Linked DNA regions of Homo sapiens: regions 2 and 3 are each linked to region 1. Evidence: chromatin contacts called from ENCODE Hi-C or POLR2A ChIA-PET data. All regions are on one chromosome and are shown on one strand. The core of a region is the stretch at or near the end of the contact, and the rest is flanking DNA. Distances in the headings are between cores, read along the strand shown. Region 1 overlaps FOXO1 (forkhead box O1). Region 2 overlaps MRPS31 (mitochondrial ribosomal protein S31). Region 3 overlaps FOXO1 (forkhead box O1).

What was found. Hi-C counts contacts between places; a loop is a spot of excess contacts on that map. ChIA-PET counts read pairs that join two places held with the same protein, here RNA polymerase II (POLR2A). Pooled maps may share reads with other maps.
Region 2: a loop to region 1 is called in a pooled map, with 2.0 times the contacts of the local background. The contact joins two enhancer-like sites. A Hi-C loop is called at or near these places in 1 of 50 pooled maps. POLR2A ChIA-PET finds 5 or more read pairs at or near these places in 2 of 52 experiments (PC-9 and T-cell).
Region 3: a pooled map shows a loop between it and region 1 (2.8-fold over the local background). The contact joins two enhancer-like sites. A Hi-C loop is called at or near these places in 2 of 168 maps with a recorded cell type or tissue (CD4-positive, alpha-beta T cell and esophagus muscularis mucosa), 1 of 37 single-sample maps with no recorded cell type and 1 of 50 pooled maps. POLR2A ChIA-PET finds 5 or more read pairs at or near these places in 5 of 52 experiments (Caco-2, T-cell, activated T-cell and 1 more).

The regions. Positions count from the first base shown.
Region 1 is chr13:40,627,999-40,632,604 of GRCh38, forward strand. All of the region lies in intron 1 of FOXO1 (forkhead box O1), which reads right to left. Among named protein-coding and RNA genes, the nearest start is that of FOXO1, 36 kb to the right of the region's middle. RefSeq lists an enhancer at 2,086-2,185. Within about 2 kb of position 2,178, at least 3 of the 41 ENCODE cell types and tissues checked have a DNase peak (open chromatin) inside an H3K27ac peak, as active enhancers do.
Region 2 is chr13:40,753,380-40,757,985 of GRCh38, forward strand. MRPS31 (mitochondrial ribosomal protein S31) reads right to left here. Exons shown (of 7, transcript NM_005830.4): 4 at 3,494-3,634; 5 at 640-713. Among named protein-coding and RNA genes, the nearest start is that of MRPS31, 16 kb to the right of the region's middle. Within about 2 kb of position 2,177, at least 2 of the 41 ENCODE cell types and tissues checked have a DNase peak (open chromatin) inside an H3K27ac peak, as active enhancers do.
Region 3 is chr13:40,560,863-40,565,468 of GRCh38, forward strand. All of the region lies in intron 1 of FOXO1 (forkhead box O1), which reads right to left. Among named protein-coding and RNA genes, the nearest start is that of LINC00598, 82 kb to the left of the region's middle. RefSeq lists enhancers at 2,466-3,219, 4,102-4,191. Within about 2 kb of position 2,257, at least 12 of the 41 ENCODE cell types and tissues checked have a DNase peak (open chromatin) inside an H3K27ac peak, as active enhancers do.

The DNA.
Region 1 (4,606 bases), core at 928-3,427:
GTGTGTGTGTGCACAAATCTATGTACCTACAAATACAGACATATACACATGTATACATATATACATACATAAAGGATGCAAGCAAATTATCAAAATGTCAAAAACTGGTGAATCTGGGTAACGGGTACATAAAAGTTTTTTTTTATTCTTCAAACTTACCACTTGAAAAAATTTCAAAATAAAAAATTTTTTTTAAAAAGCCCTTCTTGGGGGCAGGAGTAAACTTTTCAGGGTGATGAATAATGTTCGTTCTCGAGCGTGGTGATGTTTCACAAGCATACCCATGTCAAAACTTACCAAACTGTACATTCTAAATATGTGCAGATTATACATCAGCTATTCCTCAAAAGAGCTGTTTACACACACACACACACACACACACACACACACACCCCGTGAGGGTTTCAGTCTTCCCGGGCACTCTCGCAACTTGTCTGGACAAACCTTGTCACTGTACAACCCCCTCATCCCTTTCTGCACTTTTCACCCTTCCCCTCCCCAGTCCCAAAGAACTCACCATGCTACCTGAGTCCGTCCTCTTCAGCTTTTTTGTTCACGCTACTACCACTTCCTAGAAAATGTATAGTGGAATCGACTCATACGATCTAGACCCAAATCTCAGTTGCACCAAGCCACACTCTCAAAGCCAAGTTTCCTCATCTGTGAAATGGGGACATGGCCAACCTACTGACAGAAGCAGATGAGACCTGGTGGGAGGTAACAATGGTATAGAAGTACTTTGAAATAATACAAAACACTACTGGGAATCATTACCTTCACACATCCAAAGCCCTGCAGGCTCAACCTTCCTCTCCAGGTTGTCCCCCAGGCACCTGCTCTGAAACAGACTCACCTCTCACTCCCCTGAATCAAACAGTAACTGTACTACTACAGACAAACTGTGAGACCACCTATGGCCTACCATGTATATTTTTACAAGTGCATCTCGGGAATAAAATACACTTACCCAAACTCCCAAAGAGCAGGACCTGTGGGTGTCCCACCTTTATGTGCCAGCCCAAAGCCTTGTTCATTCATCCTAAGACCTCAATACTTGAATTCAACAAGGGATTGAACTAGGATTGGATCACAATGGTTGAAGAGGCCCAACCAACAAATGGCAATGAATAGTTAAAACAACATGACTTTTTTTTTTTTTTTCAGACAGAGTTTCACTCTTGTTGCCCAGGCTGGAGTGCAGTGGTGCAATCTCGGCCCACTGCAACCTCCGCCTCCCGGGTTCAAGCTATTCTCCTGCCTCAGCCTCCCGAGTAGCTGGGATTACAGGCATGCGCCACCACGCCCAGCTAATTTTGTATTTTTAGTAGAGATGGGGTTTCTCCATGTTGGTCAGGCTGGTCTCGAACTCCCAACCTCAGGTGATCTGCCCGCCTCGGCCTCCCAAGGTGCTGGGATTACAGGCGTGAGCCACTGCACCCAGCCAAACAACATGACTTTTGAACTGCCTAAGATTTCACAGCCTCTAGAGGTATATCAAGTGCAGACTGACTATCCCTTATCCAAAATGATTGGAACCAGAAGCATTTTGGACTTTGGATTTTTTCAGATTTTGGAACATTTGCATTAAACTTACCAGTTAAGCATCCCTAATCCAAAAATCCAAAACCCTCCACTGAGCATTTCCTTTGAGCATCATGTTGCCACTCAAGAAGTTTCAGATTTTGGAGCATTTAGGATTTTAGATTTTCAGATTAGGAATATTCAACCTGCATATGGACATAAGACCCATCCACCAATGGCCCTTGCTTCACATGCTCAGTGGGTTGTGGGCTTCGGCTAAAACCTGGGAGGAGATCACAGATTCAAAGTCTCCTTGTGGGGCACTGTGTTCTGTAAGAGGAAGCTACAGTTGAGAAGGTTCAAGGCAACTAAATATGTGCTAGTAAAGTGAGCATAAATCATTCTGAAACCAGAGGACCTACAACAAGTAGCCTGGTTTGGGCTTTTCTTGTGCTCAGCAGTCAAGTGATAAGAACCTTTAACTACATTACATCTAACATTTTTAATTTACAAAATAATGCCCACCACTTCAAAAAAATTGATAGTATTATATCTTCTACCTTTCTATGTCCAAAAAATAAGGGAAGGAGGTTTAAAATATAAGTAGCTAAACCAGGAACTCCAGTCCTGCCACAATGCTAGGCATATTTGTTCTAGGAATTCAAGTCCTGCTAATTTAAACAGCAAGGGGAACTGAAACTCTTGAGAATCTCTGATTATACAGAAAATCTCGGTGTCGTTTACACACAGGGCAAGCCAAGGGGATCCTTCTAAACAGTCTGGGGCTGTTTGCTTTTGTTCTTCTTTTTGTTCCCACTGAAAAGCAAAAATCATTTGTCAACATGGAAAAACCAGCCTGGTGCAGTAGCTCACGCCTGTAATCCTAGCATGCTGGGAGGCCAAGGTGGCAGATTACCTGAGGTCAGGAGTTGAAGACCAGCCTGGCCAACATGGTGAAACCCCGTGTCCACTAAAAATACAAAAATGTAGCCAGGTGCAGTGGCGCGCGCCTGTAATCCCAGCTACTCGGAAGGCTGAGGCAGGATAATTGCTTGAACCCAAGAGGTGGAGGTTGGGGTGGGCCGAGATCGCGCCACTGCACTCCAGACTGGGCGTGGGAGCAAAACTTCTCAAAAAAAAAAAAGGAAAAACCAGGAAAAGCTTGTCACTTAATGACTGGCCTGGCAAATAGGGAAAGAGCCTAAAACTATTTTTCCCTTCCCATACTGTGAAGACTACAAGCTTTGCCAACACCACTCCTCAACACCACTCTGTCATTTTTCTTTGTCTAAATCTTTTTAATTTCTTAAATGGGAAGGAAGTTGCCTTAAAGTATAATACCAAGATTCCCGCAGGGCACCACTCTGCAGGAATGTGGTTCAGAAACCAAGAATCAAGGGGCAATGCCTCCATACAGGTGAGGATTTTCCCACCCCAAAGAGGCTTACTAAAGTTAGGGGCAATTTTCCACCTAACATAAATTATGTTGTGGGGTGGATAAGTGAGAAAGAATAAAGCCGTTATGACCAATGAGGAAAAATGAAATGGATATAAAAACATTATTGCCAAGGTCTTTGTTCCAGAGTTCTCAATCATTCAGGGCCAAGAGAGGCTGGACTTAGAGTCCTGCAGGGTGGAGTGGCAGCATTGTGGAGGAGGGATCCCTGCGAAAAGTATTTATGCTGCAACTTTTCAGCATAACCAAAGCAGACCAACAACTAGAGCTTAAGTTTAGGGCCGCATTCCATAAACTATGACTGTGACCTCATGGCATATACCAAAATCAACTCAAAAGAATCAAAGACCTAAATGTAAGAACTAATACATTAAACTCTTAGAAGAAAACATAGGGATAAATCTTTCCGATCTTGGATTAGGCAATGGTTTCTTAGACATGACACCAAAAGCACAAGCTACAAAAGAAAAAAAAATAGATACTTTGGACTTCATCAAAATTAAGAACATTTTTGCTTCAAAGGACACCACCGTTTGTACATCCATATTCACAGCAGTACTATTCACAACACCCAAAAGGTGTCCATTGAGGGATGAATGGATAAACAAAATGTGATATATACATAGAATAGAGTAGGACACAAGTTACAACATGGATGGACCTTGAAGACATTGTGCTAAGTGAAATAAACCAGTCACAAAATAGGATTCCACTCCTATAAAGGACCTAAAGTAGTCAAATTCATAGAGACAGAAAGTAGAATGGTGGCTGTCAAAAGCCTGAAGAAGGAGGAAATGCGAAGTTATTGTTTAACAGACACAAAGTTACAGTTTTGCAAGATGAAAAGAGTTCTGAAGATGGATGGTGATTACAATGGGTTGGCATAACAAAATGAAAGTACTTAATGTCACGGAACAGTACGTTTTAAAACGGTTAAGATAGTGTATTTTATGTATATTTTACCACAAATTTTAAAAAAATAGGACACTACCTCCAAAAAAAATGAAAAAACCCAGCAGGGCATGGTGGCTCATGACTGTAATCCCAGCACTTTGGGAGGCCATGGCAGGTGGATCACGAGGTCAGGAGATGGAGACCATCCTGGCTAACACAGTGAAACCCCATCTCTACTAAAAATACAAAAAATTAGCCAGGTGTGGTGGCACATGCCTGTAGTCCCAGCTACTCAGGAGGCTGAGACAGGAGAATAGCTTGAACCTGGGAGGCAGAGGTAGCAGTGAGCCAGTATCACGCCACTGCACTCCAGCCTGGGTGACACAGCGAGACTCCGTCTCAAAAACAAAACACAAAAACCCCACAGAATGGGAGCAATTATTTGTAAATCATATATATAAGGGATTAGTACCTAGAATATATGAAGAATTCTTAAAACTCAGTACTAAAAGGACAAATAACACAATTTAACAATGGGCAAAGGGACCACTTGAGCCCCGGAGTTCGAGACCAGCCTGGACAACATGGCAAAACCCCATCTCCACTAAAAACACAAAAATTAGCCAGGGGTGGTGGTGGGCACCCGTAATCCTAGCTACTTGGGAGGCTGAGGCACGAATATCTCTTGAGCCCGGGAGGCGGAGGTTGCAGTGAGCTGAGATAGTGCCATTGTAC
Region 2 (4,606 bases), core at 927-3,426, 130 kb after region 1:
TTCTAACTCAAATTAGTAGCTAATCTGGACCTCTGGATTCGGTAATCGGTAGTACTTACCTCCCGCTGTCTCACAGAATGCAACATTTCAAGGGGGAAGCCTGACCGAAACTAGCAATGTTGACAACTGTAGTAACCCCCACCAGGTTACTTAAGAGTGTATGTGTGTTGCTTGGATCCTGAAGGCTGAGCAGGGAGCCAAGGCCATGGTGCCTAGCTGAGGAGCAGGTGTCCCTGAGAACCCAAACATCCCAGGGCATACCTGGGAACATATCAGGTAACAGTCATCGCGCACACAGAGTAGGCAAACAAAACATTAGCTGAAAGGCTGCTTAGAGATGGGAGGCAGGGTGACTCTAGAGCTGCTCAGGAATGTCCAGTATGTAATGTAAGTTCTAGTAAACTCATCTATTCATCAAGCTGGACTTGCCCAAATTATTCTTTGGTCTCTTGACGCCTTCCCAGTTTAGGCGGACATTACAGTCCCAAGTTTTCCTTGTAACAACCGCCACATTCATAAGCAGGATCCAGGCCAATGACAGAATGGAATATTAAAATATCCAAACTATTAGAACACTAAGGACATCCTGGAACGATGGAATGTTTCTCCACCTGAGAAAGAGTGTTATTCTTAACAAACCTGTTTCAGGTGCTTCTTTAGTAACTGCCATCATGTCAAAAATATTAAGTCTTTTCCCTGTGAATATATTTTTCCTAAGTCCAAAAAAAGAAAATAACATTTTAATGAATATATTTTAAACTGTCAACAAAAACTATGAGAAAATATCTTAAGTGAAATATTCTATGTAGAAATTAAAAATTCCACTGACCCACATCAAAAATATTAGCTAAATTGCCACATTTTTAGGACTGATAAACAAAAAACAGAAATGTGCACTTGAAGTTTTGCTTCATAATACAACAAATCAATTACAGCAATTTCCAAAATACCTAATTGAAAAGATTAGCTTAATTTGCCATAATTTTTATTTTTTCACGTTTATATTAAGGTTTTAAAAACTCCATGTTGTGAAAAACTATAACCATGCCAAAATAGAAGCTGTTAAACTCAACATTTGTCTTTAAGGGCAGAAAACACTGCAATGTTTAATTACAAATTATAATTATAAAAGATTGCATTGGTAAATCACAACATTCCCTTTCATAAGGCAATCATTCTGTATTTTAAAATAATTATTAACTTTCTTTACGTGACTATTTTTAATTAACTATTGAAATTAATATCAGAGAGTTAATAGGTAACATTTTCTTACACACTTGATAATCAACTGCTTTATGCATCAATTCACATATTTACTTGAATACATTTACTGGCAGATTAAAATCCAGTTTATAAACTGGATGGCTGGCCAGGCGAGGTGGCTCACGCCTGTAATCCCAGCACTTTGGGAGGCCAAGGCAGGTAGATTACCTGAGGTCAGGAGTTTGAGACCAGCCTGGCCAACATGGTGAAACCCCGTCTCTACTAAAAACACACAAAAAAAATTAGCCAGGTGTGATGGCAGGTGCCTGTAATCTCTGCTACTTGAGAGGCTAAGGCAGGAGAATCCCTTGAACCCAGGAAGCAGAAGTTGCAGTGAGCCGACATTGTGCCACTACACTCCAGGCTGGGCGATAAGAGCGAGACTCCGTCTCGAAGAAAAATAAAAAATAATAAACTGGAGGGTTAGTTTTAAAAATAATTTTGAATTCTTGTTTTTTTATAAACTAAATTACTTCTCTCTACTAAATAGAAATAACTGGAAAAATGCAAATACCATATGAACGTTAAATAATGTGATCTCAAATCATATAATCTTCCCTCTAACAGGTTCCAAGTTATTTGTAAACAAAGGCTTTTACGCTCCATAACTCTCTTCAGTGCCTTGCATTCTTCTCCCTCAACCGCACGTCTGATAAACAGGATGGTGGATTAAAGCAAGTCACAGCAGAGGGCAAATGCCTTGATAAAGTATTGAATTTCAAAAGAGGAACGTACTACAAAGAGAGGGAATGGACATTTGCTGAGCACCTACTATGTACCAGATAGTTTACACGTGTTTCTTTTCTATTCCTTAAGAAAGCCATTTAAGCTAGGTTTCACTTTCAGCATTTTATAGCTGGGGAAACAGCCTGATGGAGGCTATAAAAGGTGCCCCAGTCACAGAATTAGTCAGTGGCAGTGCCAACATTCTGAGGCAGGCCAGTGTGAACTGTCAATCTCCAACAGAAAAAATCAATCCAGGCCTGGGTTGTCTGGGGTTGATATCCCAGATCCTGCCCCAGTCATAGCAGGGTGAAAAACTTGGCGTCTCACCATTGCTTCCCCTTACTCACCTCTGGCTGGCTTTTTAACACATTGAAAGCACAGAAAACCCTTTCCTACTTGCTTCTAATTTTTTAAATATTAAATATCAAATCTAATATTAAAAATCAAATTATAATATACCATCCTAATGTAGTTGCACAGAATCATGTCCAAGATGAATGATTCAGTTAAATATTCTCGAGGATTAACTGATTCAGTTAAATATTCTTAAGTAAAACTCCAAGTACACCTTCTCCTTTATTCAATAATATGTAACAGATGCTAAATCACTTTAAATTAGTAATTCAAATAATCTTCCAAAGTCACCATAACCTCTTGAACTTCCGGTGTTAACTGCTGACCACCTTTTCCAACTTTCCTGTATAAATCATTAATTTAACACCCAGAAAGAGTTAACTCAAGTTTCTGATTTTACTTAAAACAAATCCATGGAATATACAATGCATTGAAAACACTCCAGTTGTGAGCATATCCTGCTACAAAGACAAGTTAATTTTTGTCAGACCATGCCAAATATCTGGTTCCTCCTTCCCATCTATCACTTTCAGGGTTTAAAGAAGAAAAAGAACAGAAACGTTATGCAAATACAGAACAACTTTAGATTCTAAAATAACTATGTAAGGCATGGCTCAGCATCTTTAAGAACTTCAAATCAGTAAATTCAAATGGCCACAAATAATCTACCATTTTAAAGTGTTATATAAACTTTTTTCCTCCTGCCTTTCCTTCTTCTCATTGATGGTGGGTTATTTCTCTAAGGTATACCAACAGATAAGCACGTATTGAGATATAAAGGCTATATGAATACACAGTATTAGACACTTATTTTTAAAATGAAAAATAATGTTTCTCACAAAATACTTATTTGCTCAGAATTCAGTCAGCTCCGCTTACTCTAAATGAAAGGACCCCTATTCATCGTGGGTAGATGTGAAGCATGGCCCGTTTTGATTTCAGGTATGGAAAACTACAGGACTGGCTAAATCCAGCACATGGTTCCCTCTCTAGGAAGTGGTATACAGAGAGTAAGAACACAGATGTAAATGTATTCATAATGTTCAGATATCCAACAGCAATAATACACACACACACAATAAGGTAAATCTACAGTTAAGGTAAAAACAAACTACACAAACAAAACCCAGCAGATTACAAAGCCTGATACCTTTTTTTAAGATCATCCGTCTTCTCCTGGCCAGGATAATTGTCATAGCCTTCATCAAACTGAATCCGAAGCTCTGGTCTTGAACGAACTCTAGCTGTAGCAGATCTGGCAACTTTCATATCTGATATTATGTTACTGAAACTGAAATAATAAAAAGGTCAAGTGTATTAGAAATCTTAGCTACAGAACAGTAATAAACTTCCTTTAACAGGAGACTTGAGATCATTTAATTCTTATTTCATTTTTATGCACTAATTACACAGCATAAAATGTTTAAATAAAAAATGTCGCCTATTAACATTCACATAACACAGAACATTACAATTTATGTTTACTTTCATCTTTTAAAGATGTACTTCAGAAATCTTCATTTAAAACGTAAGTGTCTCATGAAAAATTATTCAGAGAAAATGATAGGAAAGTAAAATCAGTATCTGTTATACCTATCACCTACATCCAATAACTAAATTAAAACCAAGAGTTAGCCATATTTATTTGTTGCTTTTTATTTGTTCAAATACAAATAAAATGAGTCACTGAACTGACAGTCCAGATATCTATGTCTTCCTTTTTTTTTTTTTTTTTTTTTTGAGATGGAGTTTCACTCTGTTGCCCAGGTTGGAGTGCAGTGGCGCAATCTCGGCTCACTGCAACCTCTGCCTCCCGGGTTCAAGCAATTCTCCTGCCTCAGCCTTCCGAGTAGCTGAGACTACAGGCGTGTGCCACCATGCCAGGCTAATTTTTTGTGTTTTTAGTAGAGACAGGGTTTCACTGTGTTAGCCAGGATGGTCTTGATCTCCTGACGTGGTGATCCGCTTGCCTCAGCCTCTCACAGTGCTGGGATTACAGGCGTGAGCCAGTGCGCCTGGCTTTTTTTTTTTTTTTTTAATTACAGTTTCTTGTCTCACACTATTGCCCAGGCTGGAGTGCTGTTGTGAGATCACAGCTCAATGCAACTTCAAACCCTGGACTTAAGTGATCCTCCCAAGGCCGGGTGCAGTGGCTCACGCCTGTAATCCCAGCACTTTGGGAGGCTGTGGTGGGCAGATCACAAGGTCAGGAGATCCAGACCATCCTGGCTAACACAGTGAAACACTGTCTCTACTAAAAATA
Region 3 (4,606 bases), core at 1,007-3,506, 67 kb before region 1:
GTAAGGCAAAACATCTTATTAGAAGTACAATACTTCTCTGCTTGCAAAACTTCCTATTCTACATGTATTACATGGAAAACAAGTAAAAAATCTTAAGAGTGTGTGCTACAGATTTCCATCTGAACAGTCCTAATGGCTCTGAAGCCACTACAAAAGATCTCAAATAGCACAGGAATAAATAGTATCTTATCTTAAAAACAATATCTGTGGCTGGGTGCGGTGGCTCACGCCTGTAATCCTAGCACTTTGCGAGGCCCAGGCAAGCGGATCATGAGATCAGGAGATCAAGAGCATCCTGGCTAACACAGTGAAACCCCATCTCTACTAAAAATACAAAAAATTAGCCAGGCATGGTGGTGCAAACCTGTAGTCCCAGCTACTCGGGAGGCTGGGGCAGGAGAATGGCGTGAACCTGGGAGGCGGAGCTTGCAGTGAGGCGAGATCGTGCCACTGCACTCCAGCCTGGGAGACAGAGTGAGACTCGATCTCAAAAAAAAAAAAAAAAAAATTCTATATCTTAATTTAATGAAGGGACAAAATTTAATAAAGAGTATTGTAAATACCTTCTTTTATACAGCTACATTTTATGGAAAAATCAAAGGAATTGGTTTTAATAACCGCTTAAATTTTGCTTAGCTACAATAGTACTCTGTATCAAAGTGCTATCAAAAACCCCTTCCATTCTACTATCCTTAAAACTACTGCCAATTCTCTTCAGTTTGAACCTGTGCCATTTACATAAAGAAGTTTTATATTACTGGGCCCACATACTTACAGAAACAAAAAAGACAAAAGAATATAGAATATATAGAATATAGAATATAGGCCAGGCATGGTGGTTCACACCTATAATCCCAGCACTGTAGGAGGCCAAGGCAGGCAGATCACCTGAGGTCAGGAGTTCAAGACCAGCCTAGCCAACATGGTGAAACCCCATCTCTACTAAAAATACAAAAATTAGTCGGGTGTGGTGGCAGGCGCCAGTAATCCCAGCTACTTGGCAGGCTGAGGCAGGAGAAGGAGACTGCGGTGAGCTGAGATCACTCCAGCCTGGGCAACAAGAGTTAAACACTCTGTCGCCAAAAAAAAAAAAAAAAAAAGAATATAGAAATATAGAGCTGATCAAGAATTAAAGGCCCCCAAATTAATAAGACTTGGATTCATTCACACCTTTAAAGCCCATTAAGCAAATACAAGTGAATGTAAGGAAAACAGAGTCATTGCTTTTGTATTTGAGAAAGCTGACCTGCCAAAAGAAATTTTTTTTTAATTCAAGTAGTGCCCCTACCCTCCAGTTCTACCAATGACCAGTAGTATGAGCAGGATGCACCAACTAACTCCATGACACACCTCCACGTAGCCAGGGGCTACACTGTCCAAACAGACAACCTGGGATGGGAAGAAATGACAGAGAACGCAAAGAGCTCTAACTCTCAAGCTACCGCAGCTTCATAACTAATCATGCCATGTTTATCATCCCTAGGCCAACTAGGGAAGAAAAACCAACAATCTTTCTTTTGAGTACTTCCTGGGTGGCTCTGCTACTTACTTACCTAGGTGACCTTGGGAAGCTGCCTAGCCCCTAATGTGTCTTAAGTTTCCTCACCTGTAAAGCAGGGCTAAATTACAGAGCCTTATCAGGGTTGTTACATGTACTAAATGAGATACATAAAAATGCTCAGCGGTGCCTGGCATGTAAGCAGTCACCATGAAGGGAATATTAGACCCCAACTTAGAATAGTGGTATCCTGCGCCCCAAAGTCCTGCTTCTCTATTCCTATTCAGTGTGGTATGTATAGGAGCTTAGAAGTAGTACAGATACAAACCCACAACTGCAAATATATGGTGAAAGGGGCCAGAGGTGGTCTCTCCAAGTTTCAGCAGAAACACCAGAGCCAGGCTGCAGATGAGAAAGCCATGGTTTGATTCACCTCCTCTACAACACAGAGTAAGATGGTGTTCAGGGGAGTCCGTGGGACACGTGGAAAAGGAGACGAGGGAAACGCTGTGAGCTCCCCAGAAGGAAGGGCCTTGTCTTATAGCTTCTGGCCCCCAGCACAGTACAGGGCACACAGCCACTACACCTTGTTCATTCAGCAGCCTCTTTCCTCAGAGGTCTGCTCCCAAGGAGTGGGATTCTGGGTGCCCTAAGACCCTGGAATGTGCACAGTCTCCCAGCTTTCTTGGCCTCCTCTGCCAACTGGATGCAAGGCTCAGCTGACCATGCCCCCTGCATCTCTGCGGCCCCTCTTCTCAACCACAAAAAGGCTCTGGCTGGATTTGTGGTCACCCAGGGGTGCAGCCACAGCGCCCACATCCTCATGCCATTGACATGGGACGCCCGGGCCCGAGTGCCAACCACTGCGCCTGAGCAGAGCCTCTGCACAGCAGGATGAGGCCTGGCTCCAACACAAACTGGGAGAGAAGTCTTCTCTCATTAAAAGGTGGTAGAAGAGAGAAAATGGAGGGGTCTCACTTTCTAAAGGGAGATGCAAAAGTCAGGGTAAGGCCCAGCAGTCAGGGCTGAGAAATCCACATTTCAAAACGCCCTCTGACTCTCTGTACTGCATTCCGCCTAAAGATTTCAACACAGCAGCTACGTGACAAGCCCTCCTGCCAGAGCATACAGTGAAGTGTGAGAGCGGGGAAGACACCACCGGAGCCCCAGATTCCCGGCTGGAACGGAGCAGGTGTGTGGTGATGGCAGTGACTGTCTCCTGTTCCCAAGAATCCCCACCTTCCTCCACACCCAAGATCTACCCTCACCTCGAGACACGCTGTGAGGAGGGCCAGGGGCTTAGAGTAGGTACAAGAATCCCTAAAAGAGGCCAGGGAGTACATTTCCCTCCCATCCTATTGCATTCCCCTAAGATCCCCAAATTCCTATGGGAAGGCGCCACACACACACATGTATGCTCACAGAGCCACAGCCTTGTCTGCTGTACCCACCAACCCCAGCCGAACCGAGTTCTTAATTCCTCCTTAAGATCAGCAGGCCCGCACTTGGGGTAGCACTGGAATGCAGCCCTGCAGTCTGACCCTGACATTTTCTATACACTGGAAGTCCAGGCATTTGCACAATATTCCATCATGACAGTTTTGTTCTTTGAACACAATAGACACACAGATAAGCTCCGATGAAATCTCTGGAGGAGAGGAAGCTTGACTCCTGTCCCTGTCACATTTAGTTAATGATAAAGGGGGAAGAAAGATCTTCCCAGATAGAAGCTTCCTGGTTGTTGCATTGACTTGGGGAGAGGGGGTGAAGCTCTCTAACATTCATGATAAGCCTGTCAGATCACTGGCAAGCCCAGCTGGGGGTCATTTTTAAAAAGACTGCAGGAGACATAATAAGGAAATCTTTAAAACATTCAAGAAGCGTTCACTAACTCAGGTGGGACATATACTAATTTAGACTTTAAAAAAAAAAAAGCCACAGCAGTCTCCTACTTATCAAAACATCATATTACATATTTTTCTAAGAGGACATTTCAGGTCGCTCTTTGAGTAACAGAGCTGTTTCCTAACTTTGCCAACAATTAAAATTTTTTCCGAACAGGAAAAGGTTTGCTGTGCAGGACTTGTTACATAAATTCCTGTTTTTCACACAGCCAGCGGGACATTAAAGAAGCTACGGTTTCTAGGGGGTGGGGTTTGAAAAGGTAAATTTTGTAAAAATGTGTTGCTATTAACGACGTTGTGTCTGCACTCCCCTACTGGCCACAGGAGAGGCTGGATGGAAGAGCAGTTCACCAGAAGGACTTCGCAGCAGAGCCGCGTGAGACTGCTGGGCTCTGAAATATTATGCCCTTGAACTCTCAACAAATATTACCTGAGGACAGAGGCAGGATGTCAGGACAGAGGTTCATGCCCTGTCAATCACTTGCCCAAATCCAGCGTTTCTACATGACGGCACTAGAGAAACACAAGCCAGCCAATCTCCTCTCCACTAGCTTGTTTCTCTGCAGCCCCACTCACAAGCCTCTGCACACACCCCATCTGCCATCTGCATGCCTGGCCACCCCAAGCAGTGCAGCATGTGCTTCCTGGGAAGCCTGACCCAATGAGCTCCACAGATGGGGGAGTCGGGGAACCCCGACATGGTGTAGTCGGGGAACCCCGACATGGTGTACTTGCTTGTTCAACCTGCTCTGCTGGCTGTTCTATGTTCAGATTCTGAGTTCCTTAAAGAGCAAATGGGCTAAAGCTTGTCTTTAATTTCTAATATCATAGCCTCAATAACTGTTTGTTGCTTGACCCCCAAAAAAATTACAAGGAAGATATGGTGTCTTACACAATACACATCTTTTAACCATCCATTTGAGTACCAATTCATGTCAACTAACATTTACTGGAAACTATTTTGTGGAAGGAGTAGCGAAAGACATGAAGGAATGAGACACAGAACATGCCCTCCAGAAGCTTTTGATCTACCTGGGGAGAAAATAAGTACACGTAAAGAGCCACTTAATAGGATGACACAACCCATAGACTGTCCAGGAACACGGACCTTTTCTCTCCAAAGGCTGCCACCCTGCCCTCCATGCCCCAGCTTCTGTCTCAGCCCAACTGGCCCCTCCAGAAGCATTTCTTGATGACCTCATCC